Regions from separate parts of the Homo sapiens genome. Here all the other regions are linked to region 2. Evidence: chromatin loops called from intact Hi-C (ENCODE). Cell type or tissue: PC-9. All regions are shown on one strand.

Region 1 (8,000 bases), 500 kb after region 2:
GTTCACAAAATTAGGAATAACCAAGTGGAATAAAAGATAAAAATAATAAAGTAATTTTTGGACAGCATGATTTTGTAGTTTGTAATCATTTGTGCTTTTCTTGTCTGGAAGCTAGTAAGATTAGTTCTAAATCTTTCTGTTTCAGAAATTTTGACTGGCTGTGTTTATGGGAGAGTTCCTTTCCAATGATTTTGCCTAAAATGGGGTCACCTTCTTCGGTCTGTGTTTGTAGATCTGACTTCAGCTTGGAAAAGTTTCTCACTATTACAATTGGAAACACTGTCTATATATTATAATGAAAACTGTTCTTTGATCTCCACATCTGTTATTTTCTCTCTCATTGTTTTAATTTCATTATACTTTCCATCAGCATTTGCAGAGAAGCTTTAATATTTGCCTGTTTCTGTGTGATTCAGATTTTTGAATTTTCTGTTCTGTTATTGCTTATATCTAGTACTTACATTCCTGTGTTATTGTAACTGCGCTTACCTCCTAACTTTACTACACTAGCTCCCTCTTAGCAAGAGTCTGTGACCTCATCATCCCATTTTTATCCCTTCTATCATTCTGTCCATTTGCCTTGCATTTAAAAGAGCAAAATCAGGAACCTGTCTAACATTTACTTTTTCTGATTTGAATAAATGCTTTAAAAAGTGTGCTTTCCAGCACTTTGGGAGGCCGAGGCGGGTGGATCATGAGGTCAGGAGATCGAGACCATCCTGGCTAACAAGGTGAAACCCCGTCTCTACTAAAAATACAAAAAATTAGCCGGGCGCGGTGGCGGGCGCCTGTAGTCCCAGCTACTCGGGAGGCTGAGGCAGGAGAATGGCGTGAACCCGGGAAGCGGAGCTTGCAGTGAGCCGAGATTGCGCCACTGCAGTCCGCAGTCCGGCCTGGGAGACAGAGCGAGACTCCGTCTCAAAAAAAAAAAAAAAAAAAAAAAGTGTGCTTTCCCTTGCCTTTTGAGGAGTATACCATTTTGTTTTCCCTGCACAAAAGCATCAAGGTTTGTTACAAGTTTGACATTTTTGACTGTCTGATTTCTCTGTCAGCCGTGGCTGGGGAGGGGAGGCAAGTAGCCACAGGGTAGAAGAGTAACCAGAGTCTAACACTGTGCCCGAAGATATGAGAATAGACAGCAGTTGTATGAGGAGATTGGATGAAGATATTTAAAGGGCTGTATTTCAATCTAGTGTAATAATGGATGTTTATACCAATAATGGAGTCAACAAGAAAAGATTTCCTTAACTCATATATCTTTTTAATTTTTTTTTTTGATATGGCGTCTGTTGCCCAGGCGGAGTGCAGTGGTGTGATCTCGGTTCACTGCAAGCTCTGCCTCTCAGGTTCACACCATTCTCCTGCCTCAGCCTCCTGAGTAGCTGGGACTACAGGTGCGTGCCACCACTCCCGGCTAATTTTTTGTATTTTTAGTAGAGACGGGGTTTCACCGTGCTAGCCAGGCTGGTCTCGATCTCCTGACCTCGTGATCTGCCTGCCTCGGCCTCTCAAAGTGCTGGGATTATAGGCGTGAGCCACTGCGCCCGGCCATATCTTTTTTATTTTAAAAAAAGGCAAATTTTCTTCATGTGGGAAGTTCATTTATATAGCATACTTAATTCTAATAGTTCCAGAAAAAGCAGGGCTTTGCTATATAGAGGAAGATAAAACCACACACGTGACTTAATATTTGCCAAAGACACCAAAAAATATTTTTTTCTAATTTACATACTTCAGATTCCATGATTTTCTCATTCTCACTCTGTGTAAAGTAGAATTTTCTATCTCCATTAGCTAAAATGAGCAAGAATTGCCATATGGACACTCAAGTACATGTTGTCTCTGAGCATTAATTTTCTTTTAAAAAATTAATTAATTTTAATTGGCAAAAATTGTATATATTCATGATGTACAACATGATGTTTTGAAATATGCATACATTGTGGACTGGCAAAGCTAATTAACATGTATTACTTCACATACTTATCATTGTTTTTATGGTGGGAACACTTAAAATCTCTTATCAATTTTCAAGAATCCAATACATCATTATTAAGTATAGTCACCTGTGTTGTACCGTAGAGCTCTTGAATTTATTTTACCTATCTAACTTAAATTTTGTATCCTTTGGCCAAATCTCCCTACTACCCTCCCCACAAATGAGCATTAATTTTCAGTCAGTGGTTTGTCAGCAGGACTGTCGTGTTTGGGGTGTCTTACATATGCCTTCCTAGAGAAGCCATTTGTGTAATGTCAAAAGAGTGTGTTTGTTTATTATATCGATGGGGACAGGAAGCAGGGAAACTCTGGGCATAAGAGGGCGGGTCCCTGGCAAAGGCCCCACCCTCAAGCCTGGAACCCCAGCCCAAAGTGAGAACATGCATTCCTGTTTTCCTCCTCGAATGTTTGCCTTTTCCAAAACCACCCATGGCCTGCCCTGCCCCACATCCTGGACCCCTAAAAACCCCAGGCTCAGCTGGCAGAGAGCAGAGAAGAGGAGAAGCAACTGGACATCAGAGAGAAGCGGCTTGACTTCGGCTGGGCGGCTTGACAACGTTGCTTCAGAGAGGAGTCCACATGGGGAGTATCACCTTCCTGGTCCATCCCCTTTCCAGCTCCCTTTCCTGATGAGAGACACTTTCGTCGGCAATAAAATCCTCCACTCTTCAATTCATTCATGCAACCTGATTTTTCCTGGACGCTGGACAAGAGCTTGGGTGCCATTTGTGTGGATGCTAAAGGCTGTCATGCTGACCCTCTGTCCTCATTAGCGGAGAGCAACCACCTCACATGAAAAGGCAGAGAGCCCACTGAGTGGCATAACACTTAAGCTGGCAAAGCTAAAAGAGCACTGACTGTAACAGTCCTTCTGGGGCTTCAGGGGTCATAGGTACTTCCTCCTAGACACTGCTGTGGAGTCTGAATGGAGTTTTGCTCCTGCCAGCACCCAAAAGCACTTGCCCCGGCTCCTGCACCTGCTCACCTGTGTGCTTCCTTCCATGAGGGGTTGAGTGCAATAGGTTCCAGAGAGTGCAGTCCACCCCTGCCAGCACCCAAGCGACTGGCTAGTTCTAGCACCCATGCACTCCAGTTCCCAGTCGAGAAGGGGGTCAAGGAAACATTTTCTGTTTCAAGATGAAGCTATCTACATTAATTCAATGAAGTGAAAAGTACATAGAGTGACACTTGGTTTATCTGGTGCCATTGGGCAAAATGTGTTATGAATAAATGCAATCTCATAAGTGCCTGTTGTCATGGAAAGAGGCTGTCTTTGGAACCAGACAAAGCTGTGTCAGGTACATTATCAAATGACTTTCACATAATCTCTTCTTTAATTCCACAACAACCCTCTATCAGTTATTAGTGTTGTCAGCTGCAGGGAACATAATGCCATGCCAAAGGCTGTTCTAACAAATAGGCCTGGGACAGTGGCTCAGTGATGCTCTCAAAATCCAGGCTCCTTTCCCTCTGTTCTTTGTACTCAGTGGGTTGGCCGTTCCTCTTATGGTTGCAAAATGGCACTGCAGCTTCAAGCACCACATTGAATTCCAAGGAAGAAAGGAGAGAAGAGGTATAGAATTGCCTATGTCCCTTTGTCTTATTAATCAAGAATGTGATGTTTGCCCAGAAGCACCGACAGAAAATGACCAGTTTTCCCATCCTCCCTTGCAGTCTGAGTGGCCATGTGAACCAGTTCTGGTCAATGACACGTAACTGGTTCACATGGCCACTCAGAGTGCAAGGGAGGCTGGGAAAGTGTGAACACTATAGTCTTGTTGACTTATGATTCACCACCTGGGGTTCTGTTAGCAAAAAAGAAAGGAGGGTGTGGATATTGGGTGTTAACTATCAGTGTCTGTCACAAATCCTCTGTTTGCTTTACCCATGAAAATGTTCGTATTTAAATACATAACTGGATCAAAATCACCAGCTCTTGAATGACAGAGTTAATACATCAACTGCGGTCTATTGCTCATGTTCCTGTTTGCAGTTAACTGGGAACCTTTTGGGTAATGTGAATGATATTTACAATGATAGTTACATGATGAAGCTAGTCTCTTGTGAAAACAGTATACTTCGGGTTGGAAGTAGTTTCTGATTTTTTAAAAAGTGAAGTCAGCCAGGCATTGTGGCTCACACCTGTAATCCCAGTGCTTTAGGAGGCTGAAGTGAGAGGATTGCTTGAGCCCAGGAGTTGAGGCTGCAGTGAGCCATGATTGTACCACTGCACTCCAGCCTGAGTGACAAAGTGTGACCTTGCCTCTTAAAAAAAATGAAATTTTCTTACTTATTAAACTGATGGAATAAATACTTTTCAGTTTGTACTAATGTAAGGCAATAATGTAATATATGGCAATAATATAAGGCAAAGCTTTGCTATGGATTTTCTATGGGGAGTGCGAATAAAAGGATTAGAACTTAGAACTTTCATATACTTTACCTCTGTGTGGACATCGAGAAAAATGCCAAGACTAATAGAAGTGATGGGTTAGATGGGGTTTAAGAGAAGGCTGCCCAGATGATATGGTGTTAGGTGTCACTTGGAAGTTAGGTTAGATAAGGAAGTGTTGGGCTGCCCTCTTGCTGCAAGTGTCTGAAATCCTAGTTAGCTGAGAGCCAGTTCTGGCCATTTCTGAGGTTTGCTGCCTCCCTAATCCCACACTTGCATCCTGTTCCTGTTTTGCTTTCCTCTGCTGCTCGTCTTTCACTTTCTCTTTCCTCACTTGGGAAGAGTGTTGAAACAACATTTCATTATTTGGCACTGCAAGGCAGTAGTAGTGTCCCCACTTTGGTCAGTTTCTGCTCTGGCAGGAGAAATGGTTTCAGTAAGTTTTTCCATTTCCTATTTGTTAGACTTCCTCTCAGGTACCCATCCAGATCTGTCCACAAGTGTGAGAGAAGGCTTGGACGCTGTTCCTCTCACCATTTCAGAGCAGTAGTGGAAGTGACCCTGTGCCCTGGCTGAAGGACATTCTCCAAGGTCAGCTTTTAAGTGTTCCCCTGGAGGACGAGAGGATTTATCTTTCCTTTTCAGACCATGTTCACATGTCATGAAATTCAAAATTTGGCCCTAACTGTTCATCATAGGTCCTTGTTTACTTTTTGTCTACTTCGTAAGAATGGCTGTGGTGCAGTTTTGTTTTAATTAAGACAAACCGATGTCTCCCAAACATCCATTGCTCTCTGTGAGAAAGAAACAAAAGGAACAGTTTTGCTTGGCTGTTTAAGGATGGAGAAGCGGATCTTATTTCAGAACATGGGTCATCCTAGATGGACGAGGGCAGCTCAGGGTGGAGCAGCCATGAGATCTGGCAGGTCCAGACTCCCTGGCACCAGAATGGCAGCTCTCAGCAAGTGTCTGCTTGGCGTCTCCTGGAGTCTTGTTGGCATGGAAGAGAGACCTTGTACAACATTCCTCATATGTCATTCCCCTTAAAGAAAACATTTCTTCTCCTTTCTGTCTTCACCTCCAATCCCATGTTTGAGAATACAAATCAAACTTATTCTCGTTCATTCTAAAGGGAGTAGCACATCAAAAGTACACTGCTCCTTTCTTCAGTGCCTCTTACAAGGAGCCTGTGGGGATAGCAGCACTCTGCCCTTAGGGAACTATAGTCTAGCAGGGAAAGAAGAATGACATATTAGTTGAAGTGGATCGTCAGTTCAAGATTGGTTACATCTTCATTATCAAGATTGTCATCCTTCATTGATCACTCACTGTGTAGCAATGTCATGATGCTAGTTCTTAGGGATACAGAGTAGGCAGGCTGGGCATGGTGGCTCATGCCTGTAATCCCTATACTCTGGGAGGCCAAGGTGGGAGGATTCCTTGAGCTCAGGAGTTTGAGACTAGCCTGGGCAACATGGCGAAACCCTGTCTTTACAAAAAAATACACAAAAAGTAGCCAGGCATGGTGGTATGCACTTGTAGTCCCAGCCAGTTGGAGGCTGAAGTGGGAGAATCACTTTACTCTGGGTGGTCAGGGCTGCAATGAACTGAGATTGTGCCAATGCACAACAGCCTGGGTGACAGAGCAAGACCCTGTCTCAAAAAAAAAAAAAAAAAAAAAAATACCACACACACAAAGAAGCAAGGAAGGAAAGAAAAGAAAGAAGAAAGAAACACAGCATGCATTTGTGACTTCACATACCTAAGAAGGAATTATTGGTATGAGGTGGTTCATATTAATGTAAAATAAGTGAACTGATCTATATTTGCTACAGGACTTGTAAAGAGGAGTGGCCTGGGGAGTAGACCTTGAAAGACAGTGGGAGCCGGTATTTGGGGGCTGGGAGTGTTGCATGCTGGGTTTTCCAGGGAGCAGACCCTGAGAGGAGTTTAACATGCAAGATGGTTACTTGGGAGTTTCTTGGGATTGACACTCATGGAAGGAAGAGAATGAAGCAGGATGAGCAGTGGGAGGTGTCAAACTGAAATGCAGCCCCAAAGAAAGCCTTGGCACAGCCCACAAGAAACTCTGGAACAAGAATAGCATTTAGAGTTGTCCTAAGTTGGACTGAGCTGTCCTAAGTTAGACCCCTGCTTTGCTGAGTCACTGAATGTGTCCACAGGTGTGAGAGAAGGGCTGGATGCTGTGCCTCTCTCACAGTTGCAGGGCAGTAGTGGAAATGACTCTGGCTGAAGGACATTCTCCAAGGTTAGCTTTTAATTTTCCCCTGGCCAGGGATGTGACCCTCAGAGAGATGCCTTCCTGCAACTAAGTCAACCACCGAAAAGACTGATGGCTAAAGGCTGTTTGATAGTACACTCTTGCAGCTAAGGCAACGAGAGCTTTATTGATGGGGATTCTGGGCAGCTGTCAACATGTCACCATAGGAAGAATGGCATAAGCAAATGCATGCAGAACAGTTCTGATGAGCTGTGATGGACAGAACAATTGGACTGCAGTGGCTGTTACATTTGGAAGTGCAGTAGGAGGTGATGTTAGAGTGTTAGTAGGACGCAGGTGGAAGGTTCTAACTGCCCAGCTAAGGACTCTGAACTTTGTCCTGTGGACATTAAGAAAACACTAGATGGTCTGAGCAGTGGGGAGGTGTTACTAAGGTGTGAAATTGTGTTTTAAAGGGATACATCTGGCCTAGATGTAGAGGATGAATAGTAGTGGCAGGAGGTCCAAGGCAGGAAGATGGCCATAGACTAGTAATTCATGAAAGCGAATAGGGTGGGTCTCGAAAAGAGTCCTGGGTTGCAAGGTGAAATAACTGAGTTCTCATTCAAGCTCTTTGTCATTGACTTGACTGTGTAGGTCTTCCTCTTGGACCTCAATTTTGCCATCTGTAAAAATGATAAGCTCAGAAGTCCCTTTCCAGATGTAACACTTTGTGGTTCTACCTTAAAGTGATCTGTTCGTTTGTGTTCCTTCAACTGCGTGCTCATTGAAAGATGTTGAAGACTAGTGTAGTGTGAAACCAGACTTCTGGAAACTTTATTTTGGATATTTGTTTATTAACTGATTCCTCCACTCTATGGCCTTGCAAATCTTTGTATTTACACACAAAATTTGAAGCCAATGAATTATGGATTCAAGCTGAACCAGAGTCACGTATCAGCTATTACAAGCCTAAGGGTTTTGTTTCTTAATCAATTACAGTATATCTGGTAACTCAACACAGCTACCTGGAATACAGAATTAGCTTTCCGTATTGCACAGGGATGGATTGTCTTCACCTAAGTTTCTACTTAAATAATAATGAAAACGGGATTAACCCTGGCAGTAAAGAAATGAACCAGTTTGAGCCCATACTTGTTGAGGACTTAAGTAAATTATATTTCTTTTTCCCTTGTAAGTTTTGCATCATAGCTTGGTGTCATGCCCATAATCAGCAGATAATTTAGGGAAAAACAAAAGATAACAAATGACAAAGATAAATTCACTGATCAGAACTCTGGTCCCCTTCTTTTTCAAAATGGTTCACAGACAGATTTTTGCATGGGGGAGACTTTTTTTTGAGACAGAGTGTTGCTCTGTCGCCAGGCT
Region 2 (8,000 bases):
GTTGCTGCAAAGGACATGATCTCATTATTTTTTATGGCTGCATAGTATTCCATGGTGCATAGGTACCATATTTTCTTTATCCATTCTACCATTGATGGGCATTTAGGTTGATTCCATGTCTTTGCTGTGGTGACTAGTGCTGCAATGAACATATGCGTGCATGTGTCTTTATAATAGAATGATTTATATTCCTTTGAGTATATACCCAGTAATAGGATTGCTGGGTTGAATGGTAGTTCTGTTTTTAGCTCTTTGAGGAATCGCTGCACTGCTTTCCACAATGGTTGAACTAATTTATACTCTCACCAACAGTGTATAAGCATTCTCTTTTCTCTGCAGCCTTGCCAGCATCTGTGATTTTTTGACTTTTTAAAAATAGCCATTCTGACTGGTGTGAGATGGTATCTCATTGTGGTTTTGATTTGCATTTCTCTAATGATCAGTGATGTTGAGCTTTTTGTCATATGCTTGTCAGCCACATGTATGTCTTCTTTTGAGAAGTGCCTGTTTGTGTCCTTTGCCCACTTTTTAATGGGAACTTTTTCTTGTAAATTTGTTTAAGCTCCTTATAGAGCTGGATATTAGACCTTTGTCAGAGGAATAGTTTGCAAATACATTCTTCCATTCTGTAGGTTTTCTGCTTACTCTGTTGATAGTTTCTTTTGCTGTGCAGAAACTCCTTAGCTTAATTAGGTCCCATTTGTCAATTTTTGCTTTTGTTGCAATTGGTTTTGGCATGTTTATTATGAAATCTTTGCCAGTTTCTGTGTCCAGAATGGTATTGCCTAGGTTGTCTTCTAGGGTTTTGATAGTTTTAGGTTTTACATTTAAGTCTTTAATCAATCTTGAGTTGATTTTGTATATGGTATAAGAAAGGGGTCCAGTTTTAATCTTCTGCTTATGGCTAGCAGTTCTCCCAGCACCATTTGTTGAATAAGGAATCTTCCTCATTGCTTGTTTTTATCAGTTTTGTTGAGGATCAGATGGTTGTAGATGTGTGGTCTTATTTATGAGCTCTCTATTCTGTTGCATTGGTCTTATGTGTCTGGTTTTGTACCAATACCATGCTGTTTTGGTTACTGTAGCCCTGTAATATACTTTGAAGTTGGGTAGCGTGATGCCTACAGCTTTGTTCTTTTTGCTTAGGATTGCCTTGGCGATTCAGGGTCTGTTTTGGTTCCATATGAATTTTAAAATAGTTTTTTCTAGTTGTGTGAAGAATATCATTAGTAGTTTGATAGGGATAGCACTGAATCTGTAAATTGCCTTGGGCAGTATAGCCATTTTAATTATATTGATTCTTCCTGTCCACGAGCATGGATTTTTTTCCATTTGTTTGTGTCATCTCTGATTTCTTTGAGCAATGTTTTAGAATTCCTTTTGTAAAGATCTTTTACCTCCCTGGTTAGCTGTATTCCTAGGTATTTTATTCTTTTAGTGGCAATTGTGAATGGGATTGTGTTTCTGATTTGGCTCTCAGCTTGACTGTTGTTGGTGTATAGGAATGCTGGTGATTTTTGCACATTCATTTTGTATCCTGAGACTTTGCTGAAGTTGTTTATCAGTTCAAGGAGCTTTTGGGCCGAGTGGGGTTTTCTAGATATAGAATCATGTTGTCCGCAAATAGGGATAGTTTGACTTCCTCTCTTGCTATCTGGATGCCCTTTATTTCTTTCTCTTGCCTGATTGCTCTGGCCAGGACTTTCAATATTATGTTGAATAGGAGTGCAAAGAGAAGTCATCCTTGTCTTGAGCCAGTTTTCAAGATGAATGCTTCCAGATTTTGCCCATTCAGTGTGATGTTGGCTGTGGGTTTGTCATAGATGACTCTTATTATTTTGAGGTATGTTTCTTCAATACCCAGTTTGTTGAGAGTTTTTAACATGAAGGGATGTTGAATTTTATTGAGGCTTTTCTGCATTTATTGAGACAATCATGTGGTTTTTGTCTTTAGTTCTGTTTATGTGATGAATCATATTTATTGATTTGCATATTTTGAACCAAACTTGCATCCCAGGGATAAAACCTACTTGATTGTGGTGGGTAAGCTTTTTGATGTGCTGCTGGATTTGGTTTGCTAGTATTTTGTTGATGATTTTTGCATCAATGTTCATCAAGGATATTGGCCTGAAGTTTTCTTTTTTGTTGTGTCTACAAGGTTTGGGTATCAGGATGATTCTGGTGTCACAGAATGAGTTAGGGAGGAGTCCCTCCTCCTCAATTTTTTGGAATAGTTTCAGCAGGAATGGTACCAGCTCTTTTTTGTACATCTGGTAAAATTCAGCTGTGAATCTGTCTAGCCTTGGGGTTTTTTTGGTTGGCAGGCTACCTATTACTGATTCAATTTTGGAGCTTGTTATTGGTCTATTCAGGGATTCAATTTCTTCCTGGTTCAGCTATGGAGGGTGTATATGTCCAGGAATTTCTTCATTACTTCTAGATTTTCCTAGTTTGTTTGCATTGAGGTGTTCATAGTAGTCTCTGACGGTTATTTGTATTTCTGTAAATGACAAAGTTTATTTGGTTCTTCTTTCTTAGTCTAGCTAGCAGTCTACCGTATTAATTTTTTCAAAAAACCAGCTCCTGGATTCGTTGATCTTTTGAATGGTTTTTCATGTCTCAATCTCCTTCAGTTCAGCTCTGATTTTGGTTATTTCTTGTCTTCTGCTAGCTCTGAGGTTGGTTTGCTCTTGCTTCTCTAGTTCCTTCAGTTGTGATGTCAGGTTGTTAATTTGAGATTTTTCTAACTTTTTGATGTGGGCATTTAGGGCTGTAAATTTGAAGGAGCCATTTTTATCACACATACTGAACATTTACTTTGGGCTGGATGCTCTTCAGGAAGAAGACAGAGAACACCCTCAGCCCTTACCATTCTCCTTAACTTGGCTCAAAAAGCAGGGCAGGGTGGTGCAGGTTAGAGCAACAACACACAGACACACCTCCTCACAGAAACACTCATGGTAGGAATCAGAGAAAGTGCTGGAAGAATTCTAGAGGTCACCTACTGCATGGTTTTCAAGAGGAAAGTCTTTTTTAGCCGCAGAACATAGAACAAAATATTAAATGTACATGAAACCAGATGGAAGTGGAAGGAGCTCGTGTGGTGCTTGGGAGCTGTCCAAGCTACTTCTTATCTCCTCTTTAGCTCTCCCTCCAGAACGGCCTGTGAGGCACCTGTGAGGTTCCCTAGAACCCCTCAAAGTACAGTCTGAAACGGCAATTTTACAGATGGGGAAATGAGGGCTCCAGCATTAGAGATGTTTAAGGCCCCACAGCTAGGGATGTGCAGAGGTGGAAGCTGAAGCCAGGACCCTCGAGTCCCCAAACGTGTTCTTTCCACCACATCAGTCCTCTGCGTGTGGTGTGGCTGGTGACCCGGAGGGGCTCTGGATTCAGCTTCTTCTCCCGGAAGGCAAATGCCATCTCGGGAGTTGCGGGGGAAGCCCGTGGGAAACCTACTCCAATCCAATGTTCTAGGCTGAGGCACTCAATTCCTGGAAGCAGGATTAAGACCATTCAGAAAATATGTCCTCTTTTCAGCTAGCCTTGTAACTGGAAGAGGTACATGGGGTCACCAGGGGACTTTCCAAACATAATACATCTCGGAGGTCTGAAAGGACTCAGAAGTAGCGCACAATGCCTATTGCAATAACCAAGTAATTCCAGCAGAGGGCACTATTTCCTAACAATCTGAAATGCTAACCAGCATCACAGATTGGAAAGCTAGGAAGCTCCTTTAAAAAAACAATTTTTTTTTTCAGTAGTCTTAGCTCTCTGCAAAGAACATAAGTATAGCAATTCAGACTAATTAAAATTCCCAATCACACAGATTTCTAGGGTGTAGTTTTAAAAGAATCAGGTGACCAATAGGCATTCTGTTCTTTAAACAGTTTGCCTGTGGCTGCTTTTAAAGTTTCTTGACTAATCTGGCTTTAATGATCAGCCAGAGCATGTCTTGCAGAAGAAAGAGCAAAAGACGTTGAAGCACACTGAGCCAACCACACATTTCAATAAATATGTAGATTTTGAGACACTGTGAACCAACATGCACACATTTCAATAAGTAGATAGAAGCATAGGGACAGGGAACAACCCACACATTTCAATAGATAAACGTGGAGGCATTGTGAACCGACAAATAAAGAAAAAAAAAGAGTTGTGGGTGAGAAGGGGGGTGACAGGCTGGGCTACCTGCTCAGGAATGCACAGCTGGTGTCCAGAGACTCAGTCAGATGCTTCTCTTCTAGCCCCACGATTGCCAGGGAGCTAAGAACAGGCTCTCATTTCCCCAGATGAGGAAATCCTGGTCCAAAGGGGTTTTCCCTCAGGGGTCTCAAGCTCCTCTGTAGATGCCCCAGCATCTGAGGAGGTGGGAGGAGAGGCTGAGAGAGGCTGCCCAAGTCAGGGACTGAGTCTTTTCTTCCCATGAACAGAATGAGTAGCAGGACTTTTCCCTTTTAAGAAGAGTCTAGACCAGTGATTCTCAACTGGGGGCTATTTTGTCACCCACTCCCATCAGGGAATATTTGACAATGCGTGGAGATATTTTTGGTTGTCATAATTTTGGGGGTGCTATGGCATTTAGTGGGTAGAGACCAGGGAAGCAGCTGAACATCTTACAAAACACAGGACAATTCCCTACAAGAAAGAATGATCTGGTCCAAAAATGTCAATAGTGCCAAGTTTGAGAAATTGTGGTCCAGACGAGGGACCAGAAATTCTCAAACTGTAGTCCCCAGTATGGCACATCATCACCACCAGGGATTTATTACAGATGGAAATTCTTGGGCCCCATCTCAGACCTTCTTAATCAGAAGCTCTGGGAGCAACTTGTGTTTTAATGAGCCTTTCGGAGAATCTAAGGCATGCTCAAGTATGAGAACCGCTTGTTTGGGGACTATACTGCTTGAGGCTGGTAGTCTAACACTGTGCTTCTAAGTTATTAATGTGCTTACAGTCACTGCAGAATTGTTAAAATGCAGGTTCTGATTTAGTTGTTGTTAGAATTTGCATTGCTTACAAGCTCCAGGTGATACTGACGATACTGGTCAGGGCCCACATTTTAAGAAACAAGGAGGATCTAAGATATTGCTTAGAAATTTGCCAGATCATAAAATACACCTGAAGTGTATGTTGAACCTTCAGATTCCCAGTACCCTTCTGAGACCCTCTACGTAGGACATTTCCAGAAGAAGGGCCTAGGTTGTTTTTGTTTGTTTGTTTGTTTTGAGACAGGGTCTCACTCTGTTGCCCAGGCTGGAGTGCAGTGGTGTGATCATGGCTCACTGCAGCCTCAACCTCCCAGGCTCAAGTGATTTTCCTACCTCAGCCTCCTGAGTGGCTGGGACTACGGGCATGTGCCACCATGCCCAGCTAATTTTGTTTATTATTTGTAGAGATGAGGTCTCGCTATATTGCCCAGGGTGGTCTCAAACTCCCAGGCTCAAGCAATCCTCCAGCCTTGGCCTCCCAAAGTGCTGGGATTACAAGCATGAGCCACTGCACCTGCCCAGAATACGTATTTTTATTAAGTGTCCCAGAAAATTCTCACAATCAAACAGATCTAAAAACACTGACTTCAGAGGGCAGATTCAAGAGTTATTGATGCATACAACACCTCTGAGTCCCCTTCGTCTATATCAGAAATTCTCAACCCAGGCTGGGGAAAATCACCTGGGAAACTTTGAAACTCCCCCTGCCCAGGCCACAAAGTAGACCAATTACATCAGAACCTCCGAGGGTGGGACCTAGGAAACAGCACTTTCTAAAAGTTGCCCAGGTGATTCCAGTGTGTAGCTATGTTTAAGAATCAGTGACCTTAGGAAAACAGTCTGGCAGTTTCTCAAAAAGTCAAACACACAGTTAACATATGATCCAGCAATTCCACTCCTAGGTATATACCCAGGTGAATTGAAAACATATGTCCACACAAAAACTTGTACATGAATGTTCATAGCAGCATTATTCATAATAGCCAAAAAATGGAAACTATCCAATGTCCATTGGCTGATGAATGGATAAACAAATTAAAATGGATATGTCATATCCACATGATGAAATACTATGTAGCAATAAGAAGGAATGATATATGTTACAACTGGAATGAAGCTTGAAAACATTATACTAAGTAAAAGAAGCCAGTTGCAAAAGGCTGGCTTTTGTGATTCCACTTACAGGAAATATCAAGAATAAGCAAATCCATAGAAGCAGAAAGTAGATTAGTGGTTGTGAGGGGCTGCTGTGAGGGGAAAACTGCTTACTGGGTACAGGGTTTTGTTTTGGGGTGATGGAATGCTTTTTAACTAGATAGAGGTGATGGTTGCACAACATTGTGAATGGACTAAATGCCACTGAACTGTATACTTTAAAATGGTTAAAATGGTAAATTTTATGTTATGCAAATTTTATCATAAAGGAAAAAAAGAATCAGTGGCTTATAAACTTTCCTAATAGAGGTAGATTTTAAGAAATCAGGCAAAATCAGGATGTGAGTGAATCAGGTCACTCAGGAAAAAGACAACCTAAAATAGACAATCTGCCATATCTGTGCCCATATATTCTTGGACCCTTGCTAGGGTAGGGTGTAAATACATTTTCAGAGCCTTGTGGACAAGGGCGGGGACGGTGTATATTATACTTACCACCATAGATTAACAGTGCTAGGCACATAGTAGGTGGGTTCTCAATAGATCTGTTGATTGAAAACTGGAGGCCATGGGTAAAGCCCCTTGTTGAAGGGGGAGTGCTGACAGTAGGACTGCAAATGAGGTTGGGGGGCGGTGGTAAAGCAAGTCTGTAAGCAAACCTCGATCACACGGTGCCATAGGCTCGCCCAGCACTGTGGGGGAAGGAGTTGGCTTCCTGGAAATGATGATACCTGAGCTGAGGCTCAAGGGGAGGCTCAAGGGTTATGGGGGACTGCAAAGGCAGCTCCCGCAGAGCCAGCAATACATGCATGGTCATAGGCAGCTCACCAGCGGAGACTGTGGAGCAAGGGCTGGGGTCAGCCTGCTGAGGCCAGGCATGGTCACAAAGGATTTTCTGTTACTGTAGAACCCCCTGGGGACGTCATCAGAAGGATGGATTTGAGAGTAAGTCAAAAGGCTGTTGAGATAGCCTTAGAGAAGGAAGAGAAAGAAGGAGAGGATTGTCTTGTTGAACTAACATTGATTACGCACATGAAAAGGGGTTTTAGAGTGTTTTTTGGTAGGTAGACTTGTTGGGATTTGGCAACTGATTGCTGGCTATAGGGAATGAAATAAAAGAAGCCTAGGATAGTGATGATGATGAGGATGACGAAGACATTGTAGTTAACATCTGTTGAGTGCTTATGTTCCAGGCATTAAGTGCTTCATAAACACCTTGTCATTTGAGCCTCATCACAAACCACTAAAGTACAGACTATTTTGTTATTGTTGATGGGTGTTTTAATTCTGATCAGTACCTTTTCTTTTTGGGGGGGAGGGGTGAGACTGTTTTTGTTTGTTTGTTTTTTGAGACAGAATCTTGCACTGTTGTCCAGGCTGGAGTGCAGTGGTGTGACCTCGGCTCACTGAAGCCTCCGTCTCCGGGGTTCAAGTGATTCTTGTGCCTCAGCCTCCTGAGTAGCTGGGACTACAGGGGTGCGCCACCACACCCAGCTAATTTTTGTATTTTTAGTAGAGACAGGATTTCACTGTGTTGGCCAGGCTGGTCTCAAAGTCCTGGCCTCAAGTGTTCTGCCTGCCTCGGCATCCCAAAGTGCTGGGATTACAGGCGTTGTTTTTATCCTCATTATACAGACGAAGAAACTGAGACCCAAAAAGCTGTGACTTGGACAAGGCCACTCATTTAGTATGTGGAGTAGCCAAGGTTTGACCCCAGCGACCTGAAGAGCCATGCTCTTAACCATGCCTGGTATTGACCCTGGGTTTTTAGTTTGGGTTGGCTGGGTGGGTGGTGGCACCATTCTTCAATCCAAGGAAACAGGAGGAGGAAAATGGTTGATTGGTGGTGAAATG
Region 3 (8,000 bases), 310 kb after region 2:
CATGTTATGTTATGTGATTTTGTCGGCTCTCTTTCTTGGTGTTATATTTTATTCATGTGCCTTGGAATTTAGATCTAGGATGAATTTTAATTCCAACTTCTTGTGCTCACTTCTCTCTAGTGATTGTGGCTTCTTCCACCCAGCTTCCCAAGGCCCCAGTACAAAACCGTGGTTTCTGTTCTGTGGTGATATTGGGGCTATCTGGATCCAGTCACAGAGCTGGAGGGGGTGGGGATGTGACTTGACTGATTCTTTGTTCTTCAGTCTCCTTGGGCCTGCAGATTGCCACATGTGGTAGCATCAGACAGGGGTTTACATCTGAATTTTTTTTCCCAGCCTCATTTGCTTTTCCATCCCCAGCTGTAAGCAGAACTTGAACCCAGACTCTGGTCTCATGGAGCACTTTTAGATCCTTTTGTACTCAGCAGGAACCAGACTGCTGGCTGTCATAGCCTGTGTGCAGGCAAGAAGCCCAGCAGGCCCGAGGCTTCAACCTTGTTCATCATGTTGTGTTTCTGTTCATTTTCAGATTCACAAAAATGTTTATTCTGTTTTTGAGCATTGCTTATCTTTCTGGTTTTCTTTTTTTGATATTTAATTTATCCTTGCTATGTATTCAAGGCATAAAGAGTGCATATTTTGATATTTAATCTATCCTTGATTTGTATTCAGAGCATAGGGAGTGCATCGGAGTTGAATTTGAATAGTCATCTTCACCAGAAATAGAAGCTTGAGTATTTATATTTAGCTTCCAGCACCTAGAGGAAATAACCTTGTAACCTTGGAAGGAGGCCAGGTGCCCTGTAGGAATCACGTCTATCTTTTTTTATCTTTCTATCCCAAGTACCAGTCATGTCCCTGCACATAGTAGATGCTCAACAAACAATATTTGTTCATTGACTGACCTCTGAAATATAATTACGTGGCCTAAACAGCTAATGCTATATGTGTATTTATACTTAATGTATCAAAACAGTAAACACCACTGGGAAATTCAGGAAAAGCAGAAACGAATGATCATGACTCTTAACCTGTGACTCCTGTTGAAAATGATCCCATATGTTGTCTTTTCAAACAAGATATATTCATGTCACTAGTTTCTGTTCTTGAAAGTAGAAACACTACTCCTTCTATTAGACATTTTGGTTTCTGAAAATAGAACAAGTAAAACCTGAACAAGTGCGAACTCGTTCGGATTAAAGGGATTTCGGGTCCAACTCTCCAAGCCAAAGGGATTTTCAAATGGTTATTTTAAAACGTGGATCTACATGTGGGCTTCTGTGGTTTCAATAGTCACAGGAAATGCAGGCCACTGTATCAGTCAGCTTTTGCTATATAACACACCATCCGAAAACACAGCGACTTAAGACAAAAAAAAAAGTTCATTTAGTTTATGATTCTGTGGGTCAGCAATTTGGGCTGGGAGCACTGGGTGGGTGGATGTGCTGGTGTGGTTGATCGCTGCTGGGCTCACTCACCTGTTGCCGGTCAGCTGCCAGGTGAGCTGAGGGCTTGATGGCCCGAGGTTGCTCAGGTGGGATGGCTGATCTCTGATCCACGTGGTCTTTCATTCTCCAACAAGGCAGCCCAGACTTGGTCAGGTGGAAGCAGTCACAGCGGACCTGACAGAGTGAGCAGAAGTATCTGTAGAGCCTCTTTGTGAGTACTGATTTGGAATTTATAGCTATACAGTGTGGTTTACACTCTTCTATTGGCCAAAGCAAGTCGAAGCGTGGAAAAATAGACTTCTTAATGAGAGGAGCTGCAAAGCCTGTGGCCACTTTTGTACTCTACCATGGCAACAAAACGTGGAGGTGCCACTCCCCACCCCAGGAGAGATTGTGTAACTTTCCTTAGATCCTCAGGCTATTACCTCCAAAGTTGAGAACCAATATGTTGGATGATTTCACTACTGAACAACAACAATGAAAATGTTTAGGAGAGTTAACTGATGGACACATCTGTTAAAACACTGCTTGGTGTGTGGAAATGAAATTTTTCATTTTTTCTATTGGAAGTTATGCCTTGTATCAAGACATTAGGTTAATTCTCTCTGACTTCTGTACTCAGCCTGAAAAGTAAGGATTCTTGTTCAGTGTACCAGATAACTTCTATTATGTGGCAAACCACTCCAAAATTCAGTGGTTTAAAGCAATACCGTTTATTGGACTCCTGTTCCCATGCCTCAGCAGATGGGGCTGATCTCAGCTGGGGTCTCTCACGTTACTGCAGTCACCTGCAGGTCAGCTGGGTGGCTCTGATTCTGGGGATGGACTGGTTGTACCTTGGTGGGTGTCTGGGCCACTTGTTTCTCTCCATTCAGTTAATTTGCCTGGGCTTGCTTGTTCACAGGGTAGCAACAGTGTTTCTAGAGAGTGAGTAGAAGCACACAAGATCTCTTCCTGCCTAGCTAGGCTTGTTTCTGTGGGGTCAAAACAAGTCACAAGCCCAGCCCAGATTCACTAGGTGGGAAGATAGACTCCAACTCTAGCTCGGAGGAACTGTAAAGACGCAGGACAGGGAGGATGGAGAACCCTGGCCATTTTGTAGTCTTCTGTATCTGTTGTCTTCAAGAAATTCCTTCTCACACTTCGAATTTAAGTAAAATACTATCTCCACTTATATTTTTCCTATTAAATAGTAATACCGCATGTGTAATAGTAGTAGTAACTACACTTGTATTTAAAACAACCTGCCATCTTTTCACCTTTAATTGATGGCACCTCCCTTACTGTGGATTTGCATATTCATATTACTATTTTAAGGGCGTAGATTATGTTAATGTGTTTTGCTAAAGAAAATGATTGAACTTATTTTCTTCTTCCAATTTGTCTTCCTCGTTCTTTAATCCAACCCTACTGGTGCCAGACTTGCTTTTCTAAAGGGTTTCTCTGTGTTTGATGAAGACTCTTTAGGGATCTCTCACTCGTACTCTTTAGCTTGGCATTTGAGAATCCCTGTGCTCTGGGCGTTGCGTAACTTTCAGATTTTATTTTCCTCCATTCTTCCTTGTGCACTAGTTTTCACAGTTAAACACAATTTATTGCTGTTTTTTTTTCTTAGCACATTGGCCATACACAAATTGTCCTCAGCTCTTGGGCAACATTTTTGGTTGTTACAACCGTGTGTGTGTGTGTGTGTATATGTGTGTGTGTGTCCATGCTTGTAGTACTGGCCTTTAGCAAGCAGAGACCAGGGTTGCTGTTAAACATCTTGCAGTGCACAGGACAGCCCCCACAACAGATAATTATCTGCTACAAATATCAATAAAGCCGAGGCTGAGAAAACCTGTCCTATCCATTCCTGCCCCTGGCTCTTTTTTCCATGCCTCATCCCAGAAGGCCTTTCCTTCAGTGCCGCCCGATGAAATGTTCTCTATCCTTAAAATGCCAGCTCAAATGCCACATCTTCTAGGAAACACATCCCGCATGAACCTACTCCCAGTGCCGTGGGCTCTCAAAGTCCATTCTGTGCATCACTGAAGTGACTACCACTTAGTTCATTTACAGTAATTTGTCTCTAGTACTATTATTTTTTAATGGTTCTTATTGTTCTTTTCTTGTTTTTTAATTGAATGTTTGTGTGTTGACTCTTTGGGTGAACTGTGTGTTCCTTGATGACAAGTATCTCTCTTGTCTATGTCCTACAGCACTTACCATGTGTTTTACACATAGTAGGTGCATAATAAATATCTGTTGACTGCATGAGAAATGTATGTCTTCCTGTGCCTTTAGATATGGTTACCCCTTCCAACAATTTTCTTAAAGGAGTTAGTTCAAAAAATCCAACAAGTTGAATCCAAGTTTTTTTGTTTCTGTTTTTAATAATTTAGGTAAAAAACTGTGACAAGAAATCATTGTACAATGCAATTATTTATGTTTATTTCTGCAGCTATTTAGTGAAAAAATAAGTGGTGCTGAAGGAACTAAACTAGACGATGAATTTCTTGACATGGAAAGGGTAAGAGCATTTTAATATGTAAATTGATTAGAAACTGACTTTCATTGTGATATGAGATATACTGCTATTGTAAAGGATATTCGAGTGGAAATCTAGGATGTTTAAATATAGGTGTGGATTATGCAATCTACAAGGCAGTACTTTCCCACGTCCCAGCCCAAATCAGATCCTCCCCCTGTAGCCACATGCAGTTTGGGCAGGTCGAGTAATGAGATCGATGTGGCTAACTGGTACCCTCTAGTGGCCAGAAGTCAGAATGTGCAAAAGATGGGCAATCTTGGCAGTTACTGCAAGGCCAAAGTAATTGGTAGTATATGTTTTGGAGAATCAAAATGTATTTCTGGGACAAGATTTTTTGAAATGCAGAATGATTTATTTACCGTGTGGAAGACTTGGGCTCTGCTCCCATGTGTTGCAGGAGCTGCATAGCAAGTAACTTTTATCCTGGTTCTGCCTGTAGAACCAGAGTGTGAACTTGGATAAGTGAATTCATCTTTTTGAACTGATACAGAGATGACAAGTGTGCCCTGCTTGTCTCACATGGATTTTGTGAGAATTATGCAAACATTAACGTATTTGAAATAACTTACAAAAAATATGACGGGCTTGAGACAGAAATGATTGTAACATGCTCCAAAGAAAAATGGTATCATCTCTGTCCCTTAACATGTTTCCCAGTCAGCTGTGTGGAGTTGCTCAGGTGGAGGCAGAACTAGAACCACCAGTATTAACAACATACTGTTTCTTTGCTCATTGTCTGGGCCCTTTAAACATAGCCTTGTTTTAATAATTAGACCCCCCACCCCAGAGGAGAGAGGGAGGAAATGAAGCAAGGCATCCACCCTCAGGTGTAACATCAAGGCTGCAGATACAGTAGGTAGCAGAGATGTCAGCAGGTGCTGGGGAAGGAAGTCCAGCCCCAGGCTGCGCACTGCCTGGGAGAGTATCTCCCCAGGATACCTTGGCTCTGGCCAGCTCATCTTCCAGGGAGTTCTCTGTTTTCTGGATGAGAACTATTAAATGTCTAGAAATGTTAATGCCTTGAGGGAGAAAAGCTTATTTTGTTTTTGCTTTTGAAAGAAAACTTAATTTCTGAACCTTAAAACCATGGAAACATGTTCACACCATTGACATACCTTAAATTACTTAAAAAAAACTCTTAATATACAAATAGGTGATGTATAGCTTTGTTACTAACAAAATGATTCAGTTGAAATGTTAAATTTAAAAGCATTTTTCCAGAGTTTTAGTTTTGGTTGATGGATTGAGATCCTTCTTGCTTACCTCCTTTTACCTCCAAAAACCCCAGTGAGTTACAGAAGAAATATAAAGTCTATTATCTGTTTTATTACAGCAGTGAAAAGCATGGAAACATATAATACATGACCAGAAGTTTTAAAACTTTCCAGAAGAGATGCATTAGATGGTATTAGACCCACCTAATAAATGATACAGAAATGAGAAAGTAATGGGAAAAAATATTCTATAATTAATGCTAACCATATAAAAATAGAGGAACAATAGTAAAATCAAAATAAAATTTGATGCAAGAGAAGCACTAAATTAAAAAAGCTTTTTAATTATAAAAAGATACAGTCAATGTAGTCTATCAGGAAATTATAATAGTTATGAACCATTCTGCACTACATAACATAGCATCTGAATTTTTAAGGTAGAAACTGTCAGAAATACATAGACAGTTGATAAAAATAGAAGTAGACTTCACATACCTCTCTCATAAAATAATAGATTAAACTGACAATAATCAATAGGCTCATGGAGGATTTGCATAAAATATGATTAATAACTTTGATTATAAATAAATATAGATATCTGCATTCCCCAAATGGAGAATGTGCATATTTTTCAAATTCCTTTGGAACAAATATGGTTATCAATTATGTACTAGGTTATAGAAAAAAAAACTCGATAAATTTCCCAAAGTGATTCCATAGAACATAAGAATTATAAGGGAAAGTAGAGCTTCTAAATTCTGGATGTTTGGAAATTTAAAAATATGTAAAAATAATTCTTAGTTTAAAGAGGAAATGGAAAGTAAAATGACATTATTTAGGCATGAGTGACAATTCTGTATGTCAAAACCTGTGATATGTGGCTAAACTGTAAATGTATTTAAAGAAAATAAATGTTGGGAGAAAATGAATAAATCATGCAATCCAAGAAGCTAGGAAAATAACAGCAAATTAAATCACTCTAGGTAGAAGGTAGAAATCAATATGGATAAAAAAAGAGATTAATAAAATAGAAAACAATAACCACAAAAGATCGAAACAATGAAGCCAAGAGCTTTAGAAAAGCTGTAAGACAACAAACCTCTACCAAGTGAGGCCAAGAGGGAGAAAAAGGAAAAACACAAACAAATTACATAAAGAAGAAGAAAGAGGATATGCCCACTGATAGCATTTTTTAAAGAGAATGCTGTAAATAAGTGTCAGAAATGAGAGCTGCTAGCAGCTCTCTCACTCAGGGACTGGGCCTAAGGGAGTCAGTGGCACAGGCCTTGGGACACCTCATGGGCAGGGTGCCAGCATTAAACAGAAATTCCAGACTTAACTAACCAAGATGCTGTCATACCAGGTTGACTTCACAAAAAATAATTTTTACCATTCTGCTTCCCTCTATTTTTCTTAATGGTTTGGCAGGATATTTGCATAGCATTTGGTTGACTTGAACAGACACACACACACAACACACACACACACACACACACACACACACACACACACACACACACACACACTATAGTGTCCCTAGTTATTCTAGGAGGGAGATTTTGTTTTTAAGCTACATGAGTTTTTGTTGTTGTTTTTTTGTTTTGTTTTGAATGCTCATCTTGACTCCACATTAGCCAATATGTTTACTCTTCAATTTGTAAAGGGTTTATTTCTAGTTTTGATGCTTGGGCTGGTGTGGAGGCAGCTCCAGTATGTGCATGTCAGGGCCTACAAGGTACCTGCAAGTTTTTGGTCATTTGTTTCTTGGGCTTTTTTGTTTCAAAAGATATAAAAAAGATCTGAAGTAGAAAATATCCCCATTCTAATTCCTCTCATCATCATCTTTCAGAGATGACTCTTAGCTTTGTGGTGGCTTTTCATGTCCAAAAAGGGTTGTATATATCAAAGGGAGCACTCTAAGTTATATTTTAATTAATATCTAATTTGTTACATTATAAATCTAAAATCCTCATTTTTCTTAAGCTTTAAACTGAACTTATGAATCTTGTTTCCAAATTTAGTAATTTTGCTATATGATGAAAATCATTATAGTTAATTTTCATTTGAGGTTGCATTAATTAACACATAAGCTTAACAGATTCAATCCTTAAATATTTACCACCAGTTATATAATTAAGCAAATTCCCTTAGACATTTCAAGCTATAATCACAAAGGCAAGGTACAGGACTCCCTCAAACTTTACATAAAATCTATTAACAGCATTTTCCTAAGCCCTTACATTTCTTGTGACTAATAAGACATATTTAGTTAATCAGATTCTCTTAAACATTTCAACAATCTTGGCAAATAGCTGAACATACCAAAGAGAGCTCAAAGTCACAAAACTTGTTACTAGGCCAAACGCACACTCACATGCCCACTTGCACACACAGCACACAAGTATCAGTAATATAGGTTTGACTCCTTTTTTATCATTTCTGTACTGTCTTTTAAAACTTTCCTGGGGCTCCAGATTAATTTATTTAGCCCAAATTAATGTATTTACCTAAGGGGAACAAATACGATTTCAGGCTGGATAAGATTGCTTGGTTGCAAACTTGTGACCCTGGCAGGATCATAGTTTTCTAAATTACAAAAATGATTTGTCTTCTATTATAAATCATTCTGCAGCTTGCTTGCTTTCTATGTATGTACTTTGAATGTCGATCTTCCTTATTTTTTTTCCTTATGATTAAAGAGTATTCCTTTACTTGGATGTTTCATAATTTATCCATCAGTCTCCTGTTGATTTCCATTTTCAATATTACATAAAATGGCCTAACAAACATGTTTTTCCTTCACTG

The links. Hi-C counts contacts between places; a loop is a spot of excess contacts. Peaks named below come from ENCODE experiments on the same cell type or tissue, not always from the same donor. Only the 100,000 strongest peaks of a DNase experiment are listed, where the experiment ranks them.
Region 1: it touches region 2 in a loop (8-fold over the local background); 2 of 110 quality-filtered maps call a loop at or near these places.
Region 3: a loop joins it to region 2, with 15 times the contacts of the local background. A loop is called at or near these places in 74 of 110 quality-filtered maps.

What each region holds. Positions count from the first base shown.
Region 1 is chr15:83,742,600-83,750,599 of GRCh38, forward strand. All of the region lies in intron 3 of ADAMTSL3 (ADAMTS like 3), which reads left to right. Among named protein-coding and RNA genes, the nearest start is that of ADAMTSL3, 92 kb to the left of the region's middle. RefSeq lists an enhancer at 2,298-2,467. In PC-9, a CTCF peak has its summit at 4,580; no DNase peak of the experiment used is centred here.
Region 2 is chr15:83,244,916-83,252,915 of GRCh38, forward strand. No RefSeq gene overlaps it. Among named protein-coding and RNA genes, the nearest start is that of BNC1-AS1, 35 kb to the right of the region's middle. In PC-9, CTCF peaks have their summits at 3,659 (motif pointing right) and 3,859; a DNase peak (open chromatin) is centred at 3,676; H3K27ac peaks cover 384 bases.
Region 3 is chr15:83,555,362-83,563,361 of GRCh38, forward strand. It overlaps SH3GL3 (SH3 domain containing GRB2 like 3, endophilin A3), which reads left to right. Exons shown (of 9, transcript NM_003027.5): 2 at 3,892-3,960. Among named protein-coding and RNA genes, the nearest start is that of ADAMTSL3, 95 kb to the right of the region's middle. In PC-9, CTCF peaks have their summits at 4,190 (motif pointing left) and 4,389; a DNase peak (open chromatin) is centred at 4,130.